2 separate regions of the Mus musculus genome follow, and region 2 is linked to region 1. A link is a loop called in an ENCODE intact Hi-C map of the cell type or tissue named here. Cell type or tissue: left cerebral cortex. All regions are shown on one strand. Links, peaks and the distances in the headings refer to the core of each region. The heading gives the core; the rest is flanking DNA.

The links. Hi-C counts contacts between places; a loop is a spot of excess contacts. Peaks named below come from ENCODE experiments on the same cell type or tissue, not always from the same donor. Only the 100,000 strongest peaks of a DNase experiment are listed, where the experiment ranks them.
Region 2: a loop joins it to region 1, with 7 times the contacts of the local background. A loop is called at or near these places in 41 of 42 quality-filtered maps.

The regions. Positions count from the first base shown.
Region 1 is chr6:114,068,292-114,076,620 of GRCm38, reverse strand. No RefSeq gene overlaps it. Among named protein-coding and RNA genes, the nearest start is that of Gm36023, 22 kb to the left of the region's middle. In left cerebral cortex, for the core only: a CTCF peak has its summit at 4,830 (motif pointing right); DNase peaks (open chromatin) are centred at 1,410, 4,848 and 7,844; H3K27ac peaks cover 96 bases.
Region 2 is chr6:113,758,155-113,766,483 of GRCm38, reverse strand. Atp2b2 (ATPase, Ca++ transporting, plasma membrane 2) reads left to right here. Exons shown (of 20, transcript NM_001036684.3): 12 at 317-496; 13 at 676-763; 14 at 2,840-2,946; 15 at 3,528-3,719; 16 at 5,629-5,842; 17 at 7,150-7,361; 18 at 7,458-7,565. Among named protein-coding and RNA genes, the nearest start is that of Sec13, 22 kb to the right of the region's middle. In left cerebral cortex, for the core only: a CTCF peak has its summit at 4,643 (motif pointing left); DNase peaks (open chromatin) are centred at 4,391 and 4,605; H3K27ac peaks cover 285 bases.

The DNA.
Region 1 (8,329 bases), core at 208-8,207:
GGGTGCCCACGGCTTTCCAGAATGCTCTGTGCAATAGGCAGATGCACTTTATCCCTTGGGGTCCTGTCACATCTGTTCTTCCCCTGACCAGACACTAACCACACAGTAGACCTGCACCTTAGTGCAGGACATCTTCATTCATTCCTTACATCAGCCCTGATGAACCTATCCAAGCAGCAGGACCAAGGCAGCCACCTGCCTCATAAATTCTGGTGGGGGTCATTGAAGATTGCCCTTCCTGGCTGGCTCTGCCCAGTCTGTCAGGGCCCCTCCCCAGCCCTGGAAACTAAGCATTTTCTTCTAGTCCTTCCCCAAGGTCAGCCTAGGACCATTTCCCGGACTCCCCTCTCCCTCTAAGGACACTGATGTAGGTCTCTCTCAATAGACACCCCATGCTGCCTGACCTCCAAGTCGAGCCTGCCTAGCGTACTCTGTCACCATAGATCATGTCTTCCAAGGTTCCTGCTCTCTGCAGTGATCTGAGTCTGAGCTGTCAGCGGATAACCATCCCCACAGGCCTGAACACAGACCCCCCCCCCGCCCCCAGCCCAGATCCCATCATTGTATGGCCTTGAACAGGGTAATTTCCTTCCAGGTGAGTCATTCTGACATAGAAAAGTGGCCAGTAGCCACTTCCCTACAGTGGTCAGCAGGATAGGAGCCAAAGTTCCCAGCTAGGTAACATGCTTCTGCCATAACAAGGAACATTCATTCATTCACTGTATATTGAGCATGCTCTATGAACCTAGCTCTAAAGACACAATGGTTGGCAAAGTCCAAGGCTGGACCAGCCTTTCTGAGAGAGCCATTTGAAATAATGTACAGCCAGCATGTCAGAATACTGGCAGTCACTGGACCCACAGTCTCAAAATTCCATGAGTGACCTAGTGTTGGGATTAGTGGTGACTCTATATCTGGTCACCAGAGATGCCGCATCTTGATTTCAGCAGGATCCAGGCCTCTGAGGAGGGGTGGAGTTACACATCTAGAATGGGGACCTTCACATTGTGGGGAAAGAAATCCAGAAGCCGAGACCATTCCCAAGAAGTTCATAGACAGAGCGCTTTCCCAAACTTTAACCTCAGGCCCTGCACAGCAGGACAGCATAGATCCCACCCTGGGTCTCCAGAGAGAGCAGGGATGGTGGCATGGTGACAGAAGTGGAAATTACCAGTGCTGGTGCCTCCAATCCCACCCCCTTGCCATGTTTTGACTCCAAGAGAAACTCAGTTTTAGCCAGGGAAGCTGGTTAAAGAGGAGGGCAGGATTCAGGGACACCATGACTTCTGCCTTATTGGAACAAAGTTTCAAATTGTTCCCACTGCACCTGCTTGGGGAAACTGTGTCAGAGCCCTTCCGGACCTGTCAGTGTTAGCCACCCACAACTTCTCAGAGATAGGCACTGAGTGGCTCAGGGTGGGAGGGGGAACTGTCCTAGTTTTGTAATTGGCTCCCATGGCGCTGCTCAACGGTTATTAAAATACGGACACAAAACCTCCCAGAGAAATCGCTCTGGGCCTCTATTTATCATGTGCTTTGTAAGACGGACAAGTGGGGGCCAGTCCATGGAAGGTCAGCGACCCGATGCTTCAAGGTCAGATAATTAACTTTCTCAGGATTTGCAAAGGGAACACGGATGACGACTTAGGGTCTCCTCACTTGACAGAGCCCACTGCACAGCTCTGGCCTCAGCACATGCTGTTCTCACCCGAGTCCTTTCTGAGGTGACTGTCCTCCCATCCCCAAAGCCTGCAGAGAGCAGGCAGGAGGTCAGCAAACTCAAGAGATGATACACTAAGTTCTCTTCCTGCCTGTGCTGTGTATTTTTCTAGGTCAGTGATTCGTGCAGCTGTTAGGCCAGCAGTGACAGTCTGCCCTAGGAACATTCTAGAAATGCCCATTTTCAGGTCCCTTCCCCAGAGAAACTGGACGTGCAACCCAGACATGCATGTGTTTGCACCTACTCCATGGCCAAGTCTGATGTCCATGATAGCCATACTCTGTAGAAGACAGCAGTAGAGAGCAAGGACTGGGGTGCCACTCCAACAGGGCTTCTGTCACCAAGGGGCTCCCTTTAGGAGCTGGGGAGCTCTAGGTGACCACTGTTGCAGATCTCAGGACAGCAGTCACAGCCAGTGTGACAGCACTCAGGTAGGTGAGGAGAAGGAGATGGAAAAGGGGCAGGATGAGGTGAGGTCAGGGCCAGAGGGTGAACTAACTCACTCAGCAAACATTTGCCAAGCTCCTGTTATATGACTTGAGTGTTTGTCATGTCTTGGAAGGTCACACAGTCATGCTGTTTGGAGGGGAAGCCTCTGGAAGATTAATGGGTCCTGGGGGCTCTGCCCTCGTGGAGTACTAACAGGCTTGTGGGCCATTCAGGAATGGCTTTCTTAAGAGAGTGAGCCCTGTCAGGCACTCTTGCTTCCTCACCAAGCAGTGCTCTGTCACCTATGGACCTTGCAGAAGGCTCCTGTCCTTTGCAGCCCCATTACCTGGGACCCCATCTTCCAAAACTACCAGGTAAAGGGATGGGATTGTTTGTTTTGTTTTGTTTTAATAAATGATCCAATCTCAGGTACTCTGCTCTATTATGTTTTAGAATTAAATCTAATTTATATCTACATGTATGTGTGTGTGCTTGCACATGTGTGTGGAACTGCCCTCTAAGGCCAAAAGACAATGTAAGATTCTCTGGTTGCAAGCTATCTAAAGTGGATGCTGATAAATTCAAGTTCTGTGCAAGAACAACACATGCTCTTAACCACTGATCCATCTCTCCAGCCCAGATTCTGTTCTGGACTCTGGGAACATGGGCAACAGAGTCCCTGCTCTTAGGAAGGGTGTGGGTTTGCAGGATAAAAGGATGAAGGAGCCTTGGGCTGTTGAAGGCAGTGAAGGTGGTCAGATAGAGAGGAGCTAACTCAGAGGAAATGGAAGGGATGACACACAGGGCTGGAGGTGCACATTGGGTGTGGGGGAAGTGGGAGGGGCCAGTACACTCTTGGTGTGGAGGAAGTGGGGTCACAGAGCCGCTCTACTTCTCCAGGTCAGATGAGGTCCCCATGTTCACCACCACCTCCAGGGGCAGCTCAGGGGCCGCTCAGGCTTGTACGTATGACAGGAAGATCCTAGACATTCATCAAAACCAAACTACATCTGGGCTGTGGAAGTGCAGCTGCAGACATTATTGGGCCAGGTATTGGGAAAGGAGGTGACATATGACACGGCAGTTGAGCATGAACCCTTGGGGTACGAGAGTCACGGGACGATCCTCATCCTTAGGACAACCAGGTCTGCATTTACCTGCTTCATAGCTTAGGGAAGTTCTGGCTCCCAAACACAGCCACCTCCCCTGAAGGGAGTGGAGTGGCCGCTCTTTTATGAATGTCCCTGCCAACCCCATTTTAAAACTCAGTTGCCACAGGAACAGGATCAAGAGGTGGGGTAGCATCGCTAAGAAGTGACGGCCCTGACGGAGGGTTCTGCTCTGTGACTAAATTGTCACTGTAACTGCAGTGGTGACTTCCTGCCTCAATGCTTTACACCCTCACTTGCCTTTCTCGCCAGGCTCCTGGGCTTCAGCCTCCAAAACCCTGAGCCAGATAAACCTTCACTGTTTATAAATTACCCTGTCTAGGCTGTTCTGTTACAACCAAAGTAAACTGAGACTTTGTCCATAGTAGGAAACATTTGTGGGGTCTAGCCTCTGGAACAAGCTGGCTGAGCTCTGGTAGAAGCTTAGGTGAGCAGTGGGAAGCTGGGAATTTGGAATGGCTCACAAGCAGCCGTAGATGGAGTGACTGGATACATTCTTTCCAGCCTCACTTCAACAAGCCTTGATTTTTTTCTTCCCTGTACAATGGGTGGGAGAGTGTCCCATGTCTGAAGACAGGCGTAAAGATTAGGTGGGGTTTTTGTGCCTGTGCATATGGAACATCGAGGTCCAGCGTCACCCTCAGTCCCTTCCCATTTTTTATTTTGAGACAAGCTCGGCCATTGAACTAGGAGTTTACTGATGGGCTGGGATTGCTGGCCAGCGAGCCCTAGGAATCCTCCTCTCACCCCTTTCCCAGATCTGAAATTACATATATGTGCCACCACAGATGACTTTTTACATGAAGCCAGAGATTCAAACTCAGGGTCCCATGCTTGCCCAGCAAGCACTTCACCAACTGAGCCATCCTGCCAGCCCCTGGAATAGGTAGTTCTTAGCATAGCATCTGGAAGAAGCTGAGCCATCACTGAAAGTTGCTGCTGTTACGGTTGTCACCATCGTCATCGATACTTGTGCGTAGGGAATAATGTCTCAGAACTACCTGAGGGACATCCTGAGTGCTGATGCCCGTGTGGTCACCCACAGGGCCCTTTGATGTGACCCTCAGGAAGGAGAGAAGCAGGAGGGAACAGCAAGACACCAGCCACAACCCTCCCAAGAGTGGCAGAGCTTTGGAGAATACTGGTTAGGGCAGAATGGAGATGAGTTACAGTCATCCTGTTCCCAGACATCTTCCTAGATTTTTTTTTATGAAGGCTCCTTGCACTAACTTTTGGGAGCACAAATCCTGATTGTGCCTGTCCCTCTCTCGGAGTAAAAGCCCCAGATGCTGAAGCCGGGAATGGTCCACTCTTATACTTTCAGGTTTGGTCTCGAGGTATACAGCAGGTGCTTTAATGAAAAAAAATAAGTGACTGTAAAAAAGAAAGGAATACCTACATGAGTAAATCTATCCATTGGTTGCTCCAAGAAGAAAGAAGCTGGGCTTGGAGTCGAGGTTCCCTAGACCCTAGAAGCCTCTTGGCAGCATCCAAACGGCTCTTTCCATTTGGACACAAGGTGGCGCCACCACCACCATAAAGCCCTACAGACAAGGCCATCACCCTTGGTAGATGGATCAGTGAAAGTAGCCCTCGGTCTGGGCAGCAGCTGCCTGAAAAGGAAAAGGGAGGCTTCACTGTCCTCTCCACTCCTCCTTCTTCAGTAGATAATCACTGGGAAAGCTTACCCAAACAAGACCCATCTTCTCTCTCCATTTGGGGGCCATCCTCTTTCCTTCTGAAGCATCCCAAACTTACAGAGGGACGCCCCTGTCTCATTACCCTTCTTATCTCATGAGTGGTTTGGGTGTTGTTGTTGTTGTTGTTGTTGTTGTTGTTTTAAGATTTACTTTCTATTTATGTTTGTGTTTCTGTGTGTGCACACCACAAGTGTGGATTCCGGCAGAAGCCAAAGACAGCATCAGATTCTTTGGAGCTAGAGTTACAGGCAGCTGTGAGATACCAGACACCGGTGCTGAGGACTGAACTCAAGTCCTCTGCAGAAACAGCAAGTGCTCTTAACCACGGAGCCATCATGCCAGCCTTAGTATGTGTTTCTTACAAACACGGGAAGCTCAGTGGACAGTGTAAGCTCCCCTGATGGGATGTGATTATCCACTCCTCAGAGTCTGCCTGTTTCAGCAGCTTCCCCGTGATGCCCTCAGGGCCAGGCATCCTATCCTGGTCCACGAAGTGCACTTCACTCTCATATCTCACAGGGTGGTGCAGTTTGGTGCAGTCCACATGTTCCCAGGACAGAGGCAAATCTCCAGCCCCAAATTTACTTTTTTGGGGCCAGCCAGTTTGTTCAAGCCTTCATCCTTTATTGCATTCATTCATTTGTTCATTCATTCATTTGTTGCTTTATTTCTTCACTCAAGAGTCCCTCAACCTGGAACACCTTTGTTTTGCAGAGAGCTGATCTTTTTAAGACTACAGGTCACATATGGTATCAAATGATCTTGAACTGTAGCTTGACTACTGTTTCTGCTTCAGATTGCTTGTTTTTTGTTGTTTGTTTGTTTGCTTGTTTGTTTTTCAGAAGGAACGTCACCAAAAAAATAGGCCAGAGATGGTAGTGAACACTTGTATATCTAACACTTAGGCGGACAAGAGGATTCTGAGTTCAAGGCTAGCCTGGATCTTATAATTTACTTACTGGTAAATACAGGCCTGATTTGACACCTGAAGAAGCAATGTCCACTAAGCAAGCTATTCAAATATTCAATGTGTGTGTGTGTGTGTGTGTGTGTGTGTGTGTGTGCGCGCGCGCGTGTGCATGCATGCGTGTGTGTGCATCCTTCCCCTCTGACTGCTATGGCTATCCACAAGCTCTGAGACTGGGGAGCAGCTACCCCATCTATTCCCTTCCAACCCTTGGGAAGTCGCCTCACTCATGCTGTGCTAAACAGCAGCTGGCTCGCTCAGGGTCTGAGGAGCAACTGCTTGGTCCTCTGTGTCCTCTGTGGAAAGAGACGTCCACCAGAGAGGAAGCGCAGCACCAAGAGCTCCCTCATTCCTCGGATCACTCTGCCATGCTCCTGCTGCCCCGGAGCAGAGGACCATCACTTCGTGTAGTTTTCTCTTCTCTTTGGTCAGTGTGGTGGGACTGGCAGTGGTGTTTGGGGCTTTAGTGATGGTGCTGCTATTGGCGATGACGCGATGATGTGCTGTTATTGTTGCTGCTGATGATGTTTCTGGTGCTGGTTGTAATATTGGTGGTGCTGTTGGTGGCAGGGCTGACAGTGGGGCTGGTGGTGTTGGGATGGAGGTGGTAGCATTGGTGGTGGTGAAGGTATGTAACCTCTATGCATGTAAACTGTATGTAATCTGGTTACTGTCACCCGGATCAGAAGTCTCTATTATTTGTTACTGAGTGTATCAGTAGGGAAATTGGATTCTCATGGTTTTAAATTCTTAGTTTGTCTCCACACTACCAAGGATAGTGTCTCCCACACTATCATTTTTTATTTCAAATATATACAAATCTCCTGTGTCAATGAGATTTCCCACCACTGTGACAAACCCCAGTGAGAAATAGCTTGAAGAAGGAAAGATTTCTTTTGGCTGTGGTTTCAGAGTATGGTTTTCAATTCCATTTTTCTGGGCCGTTGGTGAAGCAGAGAATCATGGCCAGGAAGCACGGGGTGGGAAGTGGGTATACCACTCAAATTTACACCCCAGGGATTGATCCTCTGCCCCAGTGAGGTATCCCTTTGATGTTTCTACCAACCCACAATTTAGTGTCACCAGCTGTACCAACCTTGTCTTGTCATTTACCATCATGCCTCCGAGTCACTAAAGTTCATTAGAAAGAAGGGTCTACAGGTCAAATCTCTCCTTGTTACTGATTCCTATACTCCCAACACAGAGTCTGTCTCAGAGCAGCACTTAATGATTGATGAATGCATGGATGGATGGATGGATGGATGGATGGATGGATGATGGATGGATGGATAGATGGATGATGGATGGATGATAGATGGATGGATGGATGATAGATGGATGGATGGATAGATGGATGGATGATGGATTGATGATGATGGATGGATAGATAGGTAGATAGATAGATAGATTGATAGATAAGTGAATGGACAGGTGGATAGACAGATTGACAGATGAATGGATGGAAAGGTGGGTATATTGCAGGGGGACTCAGAACCTATAGCTGAGTATCTTTTAAAATTTTGTGTTTTATGTGGTGTGTGTGTGTGTGTGTGTGTGTGTTTAGGGGTATTTGATGTGTGCAGGCACATGTCTCAAGATGCCGAGGTCTCCACTGTCAGTGAACAGCTTTCCGGTATCTGTTCTCTACTCCGCTGTGGGATCTAATTTAGGCTATCAGGCTTGCAAGGCAGGGGCTTCTACCTGCTGACCCAGTGGCTGAGTTTCTTCATGCAGGATCAAACGTGGTTTCTTTTCTCTTCTTAGAATAAAACTAAAATGTGAGTTCTCCTCAAGAAGGAGCACCCAGGCTTCCCCTTTTTGCAGAGGGATTTCTGCTTAGCTTATCATCTGCTTCACTTCGCTGAGCTCTAGCAAGCTGGTGCAATCAATAAAGCAACTTGCAAAATTTTTCTAAAATAGAATGAACAGAATCTGATCTTGTGCATAGGAACCTGGAGAAATCTGCTTGAAACAGGGCTTCTGCTCGGGTTGCTGGGTTGTGTCCAGCCTCCAAAAGCTAAATGCCCACACCGCAACCATTATTCTCTATTAAACTTGCTAAGTTAGAACCAAGCACTTGGCTTTTATGCAAGCTTGCAGGAGGATGCATGCATGTGTGTGCAGGTGTGCTCACCTGTGTGTGCATCTGCAGGAGCCAGGAGTCTTCACTGGGTGTCTTCTTCTATCAGATTTGTCATAGAGTTTCTCACTGGTTGAGCTAGAGCTCAACCAATCTGTTACCGTGGCTGGCCAACAAGCCTGGGGACACTGCCTGTCCCTATCTCTTCTGTGGCTGTTGTGTGGAGCCACGCTTTCACATGAGTACCCTGATGTCCATGCATGT
Region 2 (8,329 bases), core at 201-8,200, 310 kb after region 1:
TCTTTCCAATGCCCTTTGTCCAGGTCAGAAACAATAAGTTTCATCTCAGGATAGACTATCATGGTCAGTAAGTAGTAGCTGCCTGGTACTCTGAGGGCTGAGAATTCTGAGACCCTATCAGGTTTAATCAGAGGATGTTGTGATCAATTGGTAATGCCTGTCGAAAGCATAAAAGGAAAGCCACAGGCACCATCAGCCTCTCCTGGTTAGTTACCTAGGGAGGTTTCTGGGAGAAGAGTCAGCCCTGGGTTTTTTTAAGACAAGGAAGACCTACCTAAGTGATGCCCTCCCTCATGGCTTTTACCTTCTCTTACAGGTCCCAGAAGCCATCCGCAAGTGCCAGCGGGCAGGTATCACAGTCCGCATGGTCACCGGTGACAATATCAACACAGCCCGGGCCATCGCCATCAAGTGTGGCATTATCCACCCTGGAGAGGACTTCCTGTGCCTGGAAGGCAAAGAATTCAATCGGAGGATTCGCAACGAGAAGGGGGAGGTACGCATGCGCATGTGCCCTCCGCAAAGGCTCTGAAGTGGGCCAAGCTCCAGAGGGGGCCGGGAGGCATGGGCCCTGCATGCTTGAACAGAAGCCAGCTGAAGAGCCCAGCGACTCTGCATGGGGCTCGATTTCTCTCTGTGACCCCCCCCCCACCGACATACCACACCCCTCTCCAGATTGAGCAGGAGCGGATTGACAAGATCTGGCCAAAGCTGAGGGTGCTGGCTCGCTCCTCGCCCACGGATAAGCACACGCTGGTCAAAGGTAAGCCTGGAGTAACTATGGTGATTGTGAGCCCAGAACTAACCCAGCCTAAAAACCAAGCCCGATTTGCATGGCATCGCAGCTTCCTCCATGTGTGCTCTAGCTGGTCCTTGGCTATGGGTGACACAGGCTCCACAGTGTAGATGGGAAGAGGGCACACAGACTCTCCTTCCCTGGGGGCCTTCTGGCTTGTTCATTTTCAGCCTTGAGAGGACTGCAGAGGCTTGGGGGTGTGGGGGGGAGACATGAGGAGATTGCGAGACTCTCTTCTGATCATCCAACCTCCTCTAGGTAGCAGTGGGCCTGGGCCTGGCTGGGCTAGAGGTAGCCTAGTCCCTGTGCATAAAACCTTTGTTGTGCAGACCTTCAGGAACCTTCCACAAAGTCTGCTCTCTCATGGCTTGGCGGTATTTGCCATTCTTTGTCATCTGAAAGGTAGCCCATCTTCCTCCTCCATCGGGCCCAGAACTTAGGAAGCTGAGACCCGTAGGAAGCTTCCAGCCAACCCTTATGAGCAGACCCAGAGGATGAGAGGTCCCGGAACAGCAGAAGGCTAGAACACCTTCCCCCACCCGTTAGAGGGTCACCACTCACAAAGCCTCAGGAACCCCAATTACATTCCTGCATCACAGCCCTGGGTCTCAGTACTCCTACTACCCTCTCTGAGGCCTTGATAAGCCTGTCCACTCTGGGTCTCAGTTTCCCCATCTGTAAATGTAAAAGGTGGGGTTTTGACTTCTGCCTGGGATCACCTCTAGGCACCTTAGAGTCACATGTCTTAAACAACAGAGAATCCCATAGCGTGCTCCTGTACAGACCGTGCTACGGGCCCACCCTCATTACCTGGGTATCAGGCATGACAGACCTGATAAGATGCCAATCAGTTAATGTAAGTCTTCCAGGGTCTCTGAAGTCCTAATAATACCATCTGCAATAGACAGCCATCATCAAGAAAATGTGGGCCTCAGCTAGAGCCTCTGGGGTGATGGGCATGTGGGGAACAGGGAAACCCCAGAACCCAGTGCACCCACCTGAATGATGGGAGAAATAAGACCATTAGAGACCAGAGAGAGGCACAGGAGGAGGTACCCAGGGGTGGGAGGTACCCAGGGGTAGAAGGTACTCAGGGGTGGGAGGTACCCAGGGGTAGGAGGTACTCAGAGGTGGGAGGTACTGGGGGGGGGGGTACCCAGGAAGGAAGCCCACAGAGAAGAACATGGTCCACTGTGGGACCAGCTGCTGTGAGGCCAGGAGAGACAGGATGGAGATGTGACCACAAGGAGGCCGCTGGGGAACCATCCATCATAGGGCCCAGTGAGTGTCCAGTGCTGACCAAAGAACCAGGAAGGTCAGAGACTGACCTGCCAACTCCAGAGTTAGGAGTTCAAACAGGCTGAGCCAGAGACAGTGGGATTTGGGTGGGCTGGCAGCCAGTGGGAATAGCCAGGATAACCCTGAGGGACCAGGCATGGAAGCTGGCCTTTGTAAGGGGTAGTTAGAGGGAATGGTACCCCTTACCTGGGAACTTGTTCCCTGCCTTCACAGGCTGCTGCTGTTTGTCTGCCTGGCACAGACAGGGCAATGCCCACACGCAGACAAGGAGGCCAGAAGCCATGGTTTTGACATGAGGGGCAGGCGTAGTTGTGCTCAGTCTGGTTCTTACCAGTTATCGTTGAAGATGTACAGAGGTCAAGCCCAGTGGGTCAGGATGGCAAATGACATGCTCATGGCCTCCCCGCATATGACTGGAGTTCCCAGGCGGAGTGTACTGGAAAGCAGATGTGGGAGTCCCTGAAGATGCAGAGAACTCATGGATCTGGACAGAATAGCTAGAGGGCTGTGCTTCTAGGTAGTGTGACAAAGAGGGCTGTGCTTCTAGGTGACAAAGGACTTTAAGAGCAGACAGTGCTGGAGAATGGGAAGTCCCGAGCCAACCTGGGCTAACGAGGAGCTTGGTGGCTCTGAACAGGCTGGAAAGAGCAGCGATGGAAGGGGCTGGCTGGACAGACAGGACAGGAAGCCATGCTGAGGCTCAGGGCTGGCCATGGGCCCTGATCATACCCCCTTACCCACTAGGCATCATCGACAGTACACACACTGAGCAGCGGCAGGTGGTGGCTGTGACAGGGGATGGGACCAACGACGGGCCTGCTCTCAAGAAGGCAGATGTGGGCTTCGCAATGGTAAGAGGATCTTAAGAGGGCTTCATGTGGTGTCAGACTGGGTCTCAAAGGCGAGGATAGTCAGCTTGGACTACACCACTTCAAACTGGCTTGCAGGACTCCCTACAGACACTTAACACTCATCCCTCTCCATACAACTTGTATGCAACCCAAGCTTTTGAGTCCCAGACTAGCCTCAAGAGGTCTTCCTGGAGGGGGCAGGCAGTGTCCTGCTGGGGTCAGCTCTGTCCTGCTCGGTGCTTAAAGGTCAAGGAGGAATGGGGCAAGGCCAGGCTTCCCAGAAAAGAATGTTGGCCTCAGAGGGGTGGTTGTGTAAGTATGTGCATACCTATGTATATACATATACATATACATATACATATACATATACATATACATATACATATACATATACATATACATATACAAAGTTTGTATGAGTGTATGCATATACATGTGAATGTGTGTATGGTCAGACTGTGCCAGTTCCTTTGAGTCAGGAGTGAGGTGACAGGACTAAGACTGTGTGAAGATAAGACTGGCCAGATAGAGCCATTCACCTCTCCAGCTGCCCTACCAGGCTCCTGTCCCTGTCTCCACAGGGCATCGCAGGCACAGATGTGGCCAAGGAGGCCTCAGACATCATCCTGACAGATGACAACTTCAGCAGCATCGTCAAGGCAGTGATGTGGGGCCGTAACGTCTATGACAGCATATCCAAATTCCTGCAGTTCCAGCTGACTGTCAACGTGGTGGCGGTGATCGTGGCCTTCACGGGCGCCTGCATTACACAGGTGGGTCCTGGGAGAATCACACCAAAGGCTGGGAAAGGGCAGCCTTTAGCCTCCAGAACACCCTAGATTGTTAGCAGCACAACCCTGGGGATGGATACACATTGCGGTGTTCCTCCCAAGACCAGGATGCCATCTTGGACCTCCGTGCAGCCAGTAGCCCTATGCAGTTGAGAAATGAGGCTTGGGGAGGTAGTATGACTCAGGTGGCCCCAGAAATGAGAGACATCGGGCCTCATGGCCTGTGAGGTCTGACCCCTGCTCCAGACATTGGCAGAAGCCTGGCAGAGGCCCCAAGGGAGGACCAAGGGGACCAGTTGCCCAGACAAGGACAGAGTCAGTCCTGTTGTGTGGGATCTTCCCTCCAGAGCAGAGTGGATTCGGAGAGATGGGGTGAGTGGAGGAGGCAGTGATGCTCTGTCTGTCCAGATCACTGCTGCTGGCCCTCGGCAGACTGCTTGCCGAGACACTTGGAGCCCCGTGAGTAAGTACCACTTCACAGAGGTAGAGACAGGCTCAGAGGACAGAACGCTCAGACACTCACTCTGGCTCCTGATGTCTCCTGAAACTCTAACCAGACTGCATCTCCCAGGAGCTGGCTCTCTGGTCTGGAGAAGGAGAGCAACTTCAGCCCTAAGAGGATCTCAGAGGCCTGGGTCCTTCCAGTCACTACCTGGTTACACAATCCTCCTACCCATAGGGGAACCCAGAGTCCATTGTGCAGCGTCCCCAAGAGCCACATGGCCCATAGGACACTGTTTCCTTCTGCGGTGACCGCCATCACGATGATGCACATGGTGGCTGTAGCATTGACCCTGTGTGCCACCTCAGGCCCGAGAGTTGGACTGAGGGTTCCCTGTCTGTTCAGGGGAGGGCATCTTTCCTGGTCTGTGGATGTGGAGCTCCCTCTAGTGGTGGTTTATAGACATCGTGTGACAGCTTCCTGGAGACTGGACAGATGCCAGTTAAGAAAACAGGTTTGGAGACAAGGATCAGTTGGCCCAACATCCCTGAGTGAGCAGGACCATACAGGCTTTGGTGAGAAAATTGTACACCTGACTCTGAGAATCTTGTAATCAGATAAGGCGGAAAAGTAGCAGGAAGCCCAGAGCAGCCCTACTAGGTAGGGTGAGACGGCAGAACAACCAGGGAAGCACGAAGAAGACAGACAGATGGGAAACAGAGGGTAGGCTTCCTGGAGGAGTACTCCATGGGCCAAGGGAAGATCAAGAATAGAACCAATGCAAGAAGCAGAGGGTTATGGGTGAGGCGGACTCTGTGGACAAGGACTGTAGTTGTGAGCGGTGAAGGATGGGTGGGTCAACTTCTTCAGTCAGTGTACACAGAGCATGCTCTGTCCAGCCTGGACCTCTCAGAACGAACCTGATAGTGTCTACACTGGCATGCTTGTGGTGACAACCTGTGTCTTAGCATCCTGTTTTGCATGCTTGACACTTTTTATCATGACAGGGCATTTCACTTGGAGCTGTAGTTATAAAATCCTTTACAATGTAAGATAATGAGAAGAAATAAGGTGAAATTGGGAGGGAGGTCAAGGACAGTTTCTCCAGGACACTGAACCCCTGAGACTGAGGGGCAGAGACTTCAGGGAGTTAAAAAAATGGATGTTGACTTTAGACAGGAGGGGAATAGGAGATGATGTGGCTGAAGTCTACAGAAGTCAGGGAGCTGTGGCCACTGAGCCTGTGGGCCCAGGACTGAGGTGGGCAGCTCATACTGTTCTCCATAGAAGCTCTAAGAAACTGTCCTACATATGCTCAGAGCCCCAAAGCCTGGGCAGCCTGCATCCCGTAGTAGGAACCTGCTGAGACCCTGCAGCGGGTCCATCCTGTACTCTGTGGCTGTGGTGGCTCACCCTGTGACAGTCTTCTTCTCCCTGCCACTGTCGTAGGACTCCCCTCTCAAGGCTGTGCAGATGCTCTGGGTGAACCTCATCATGGACACGTTTGCCTCCCTGGCCCTGGCCACAGAGCCACCTACGGAGACTCTGCTTCTGAGGAAACCGTACGGTCGCAACAAGCCGCTCATCTCGAGGACCATGATGAAGAACATCCTGGGCCACGCCGTCTACCAGCTCACCCTCATCTTCACCCTGCTCTTCGTGGGTGAGCGCCCTCGTCCTCACGCCTCTGAGCTTAGGGCACCAACTTCAGGACATACCATGGCCAACAACGGCTGGCTTTACACATGTCATTCTGTTTCCCCCATGGGGAAACTGTGGCATAGGAGGGAAATGCAGGTGGCAGCACACAGGGAGCCAGAAGTTGTCATGCCCTGTCCCCGGCTGGCTCACCTCAAAGCCAGCAGTAGTGTTAGCATCCGGGACTGATGAAAACTTTCTGTCAGGTTAGCCACTGAGAGCCAAGGTCCTGGGCCAAGCAACCTGTCCCTTCCCTGACCGCTTCTAGGAACCCCTTCTTGCTCCAGGAAGATGTCTTCATGGAGAATGTAGACGTCCTTGGGGAAGGACACACAACCACTTGGAATGTCAGCTCCTTTCTCGGCCCCTCCACTGAGGGCTAGCTCTCCAGCCACTCAGATCCAAGCGCCTTTGCCTGTGTCTTATTCAGTGCTCCTTCATTAAAATAAGGTTCCTGAGATGATTAGCTCAGAAGAGGGGTTCGTTTGGACTCTCACTCTGAGAGGTCATATTCAGATGACTCTGCTGTATGGAGTCAGGGACAAGGCAAAGGGAAGAAACATTGCTCGCTTCATGGCCAGGAAGCAGAGAAAAGTATGGACCAGGCCCCACAGTTCCCTTCAAGAGAATACCCCCTAATGGCCTAAAGTGTCCCGTCAGATTTCACCCTGAAGCGATTCCACCACCTCCCTTAGGGCTAGGGTGTGGTAGAGCCTTTGCTCAGTATGCCTCAAGTCCCGATAAACCGGGTGGGGTGGTGCCTGCCTGTAATCCCAGCACTCGGGAAGCAAAGGTGGGGGGGGGGGATCAGAAGTTTAAGGTCATCCCTGGCTACAGTGACTTCAAGAGCAGCTTGTGCTTCATGCGACTCTGGTTCCACTACCTCTCCATAGCGCCACAGCCTGGGCACCAGGCCTCAAATACATAGGTCTCCAGGCCACATTGGCTTAAGCTGTAGTGGCTTCACTGAAGGATCTGTGTCCTCTCATTTCAGTCACCCTTCATAAGGAATGTTACTCTGTAAGGCCGCTGGCATGCCACCTTTCTCAGATGTCCACAGAAAAGGCGACAGGTCCCAAGCCATTTATCCTCTAGATCAGTGATTCTCAGTCTTCCTAAAGTGACCCCTAGTTCAGTTCCTCTCGTCCTGGTGAGCCCCCACCAGGATATGAACCACTGCTCTAGAGAAAGAATTGTCTCACTAAGCAGGAACCACAGGCCACACTGTGCCCCGTTCCACACCTGAGCCGGCCCCACCCTCTGGCTTGGCAGGTGAGAAGATGTTCCAGATCGACAGCGGAAGGAACGCCCCGCTGCACTCACCACCCTCAGAGCACTACACCATCATCTTCAACACCTTCGTCATGATGCAGCTTTTCAACGAGATCAACGCCCGCAAGATCCACGGCGAGCGCAACGTCTTTGACGGGATCTTCCGGAACCCCATCTTCTGCACCATCGTTCTTGGCACTTTCGCCATCCAGGTACCCAGCCCCCACTTAACCTGGGCTGGGCAAGGCGGTGGCTCCCCGGCCCTCCGTGCCATCTCCGTGTCTGTCCCTCCGATCTCTGACCCGCAGATAGTGATCGTGCAGTTTGGCGGGAAGCCCTTCAGCTGCTCCCCACTCCAGCTGGACCAGTGGATGTGGTGCATCTTCATAGGCCTGGGAGAGCTCGTCTGGGGCCAGGTGTGTGGCAGGGGAGTGGGGGGAGGGGTGTTGAGCCAAAGGAAGAGGAACAACAGGATTGGTCCTAGAAGTGACATATAGCTACTGCCCATACCAGGGAAGGCCAGTCCCAACACTGGGCATCAGAGCAATAGAGTCCTTTCAAGTCTCCAAATGCAGGCCACGTGGGTACCAACACTCTGATTGTGACCTTTTATCTGTATTTCACTGCTGCTGGTATTTTCTTTTCTTTTTTAAATTGTAGCAGTTTCTTTTAACTTAAATTTATGTCCAAAGGCAATGCTATTATTACTGGCATGACTTGCCAAAAGTGGAAGCTTACAGAAAATAACAATGTCAGGAAGAGCTGCCACAGCTCGGAACCTGAAGCCAACGCGCTAAAAGGGGGATCATCTATTGGTATCCTGAAGGTAGTGACCTGTGGTGCCAAGCAGGGTAATATGGCCCATCCTGCCATATTAACATGTGACTTGAGGTGGTCCTGTGGCTATCTAGGCATCTCCTAACTTGACCCTGGAACATTCTTTCACTTGGTTTATTTTCTACCTCTTCCCAAGTTCTAGGCATACATACACATGTTCATGCACATACACGCATGCACACATGTACACGCACACGCACACACGCACACGCACAAATGCACGCATATGCACACACCATCACATACATCATCATACTGCTGACAGCTTGAAATTCCAGTCTTCTGACTCGGGACCCTACATGGGAGAAGTGTCTTTGTCAGCTCTGAGCTGACAGTTCTATTC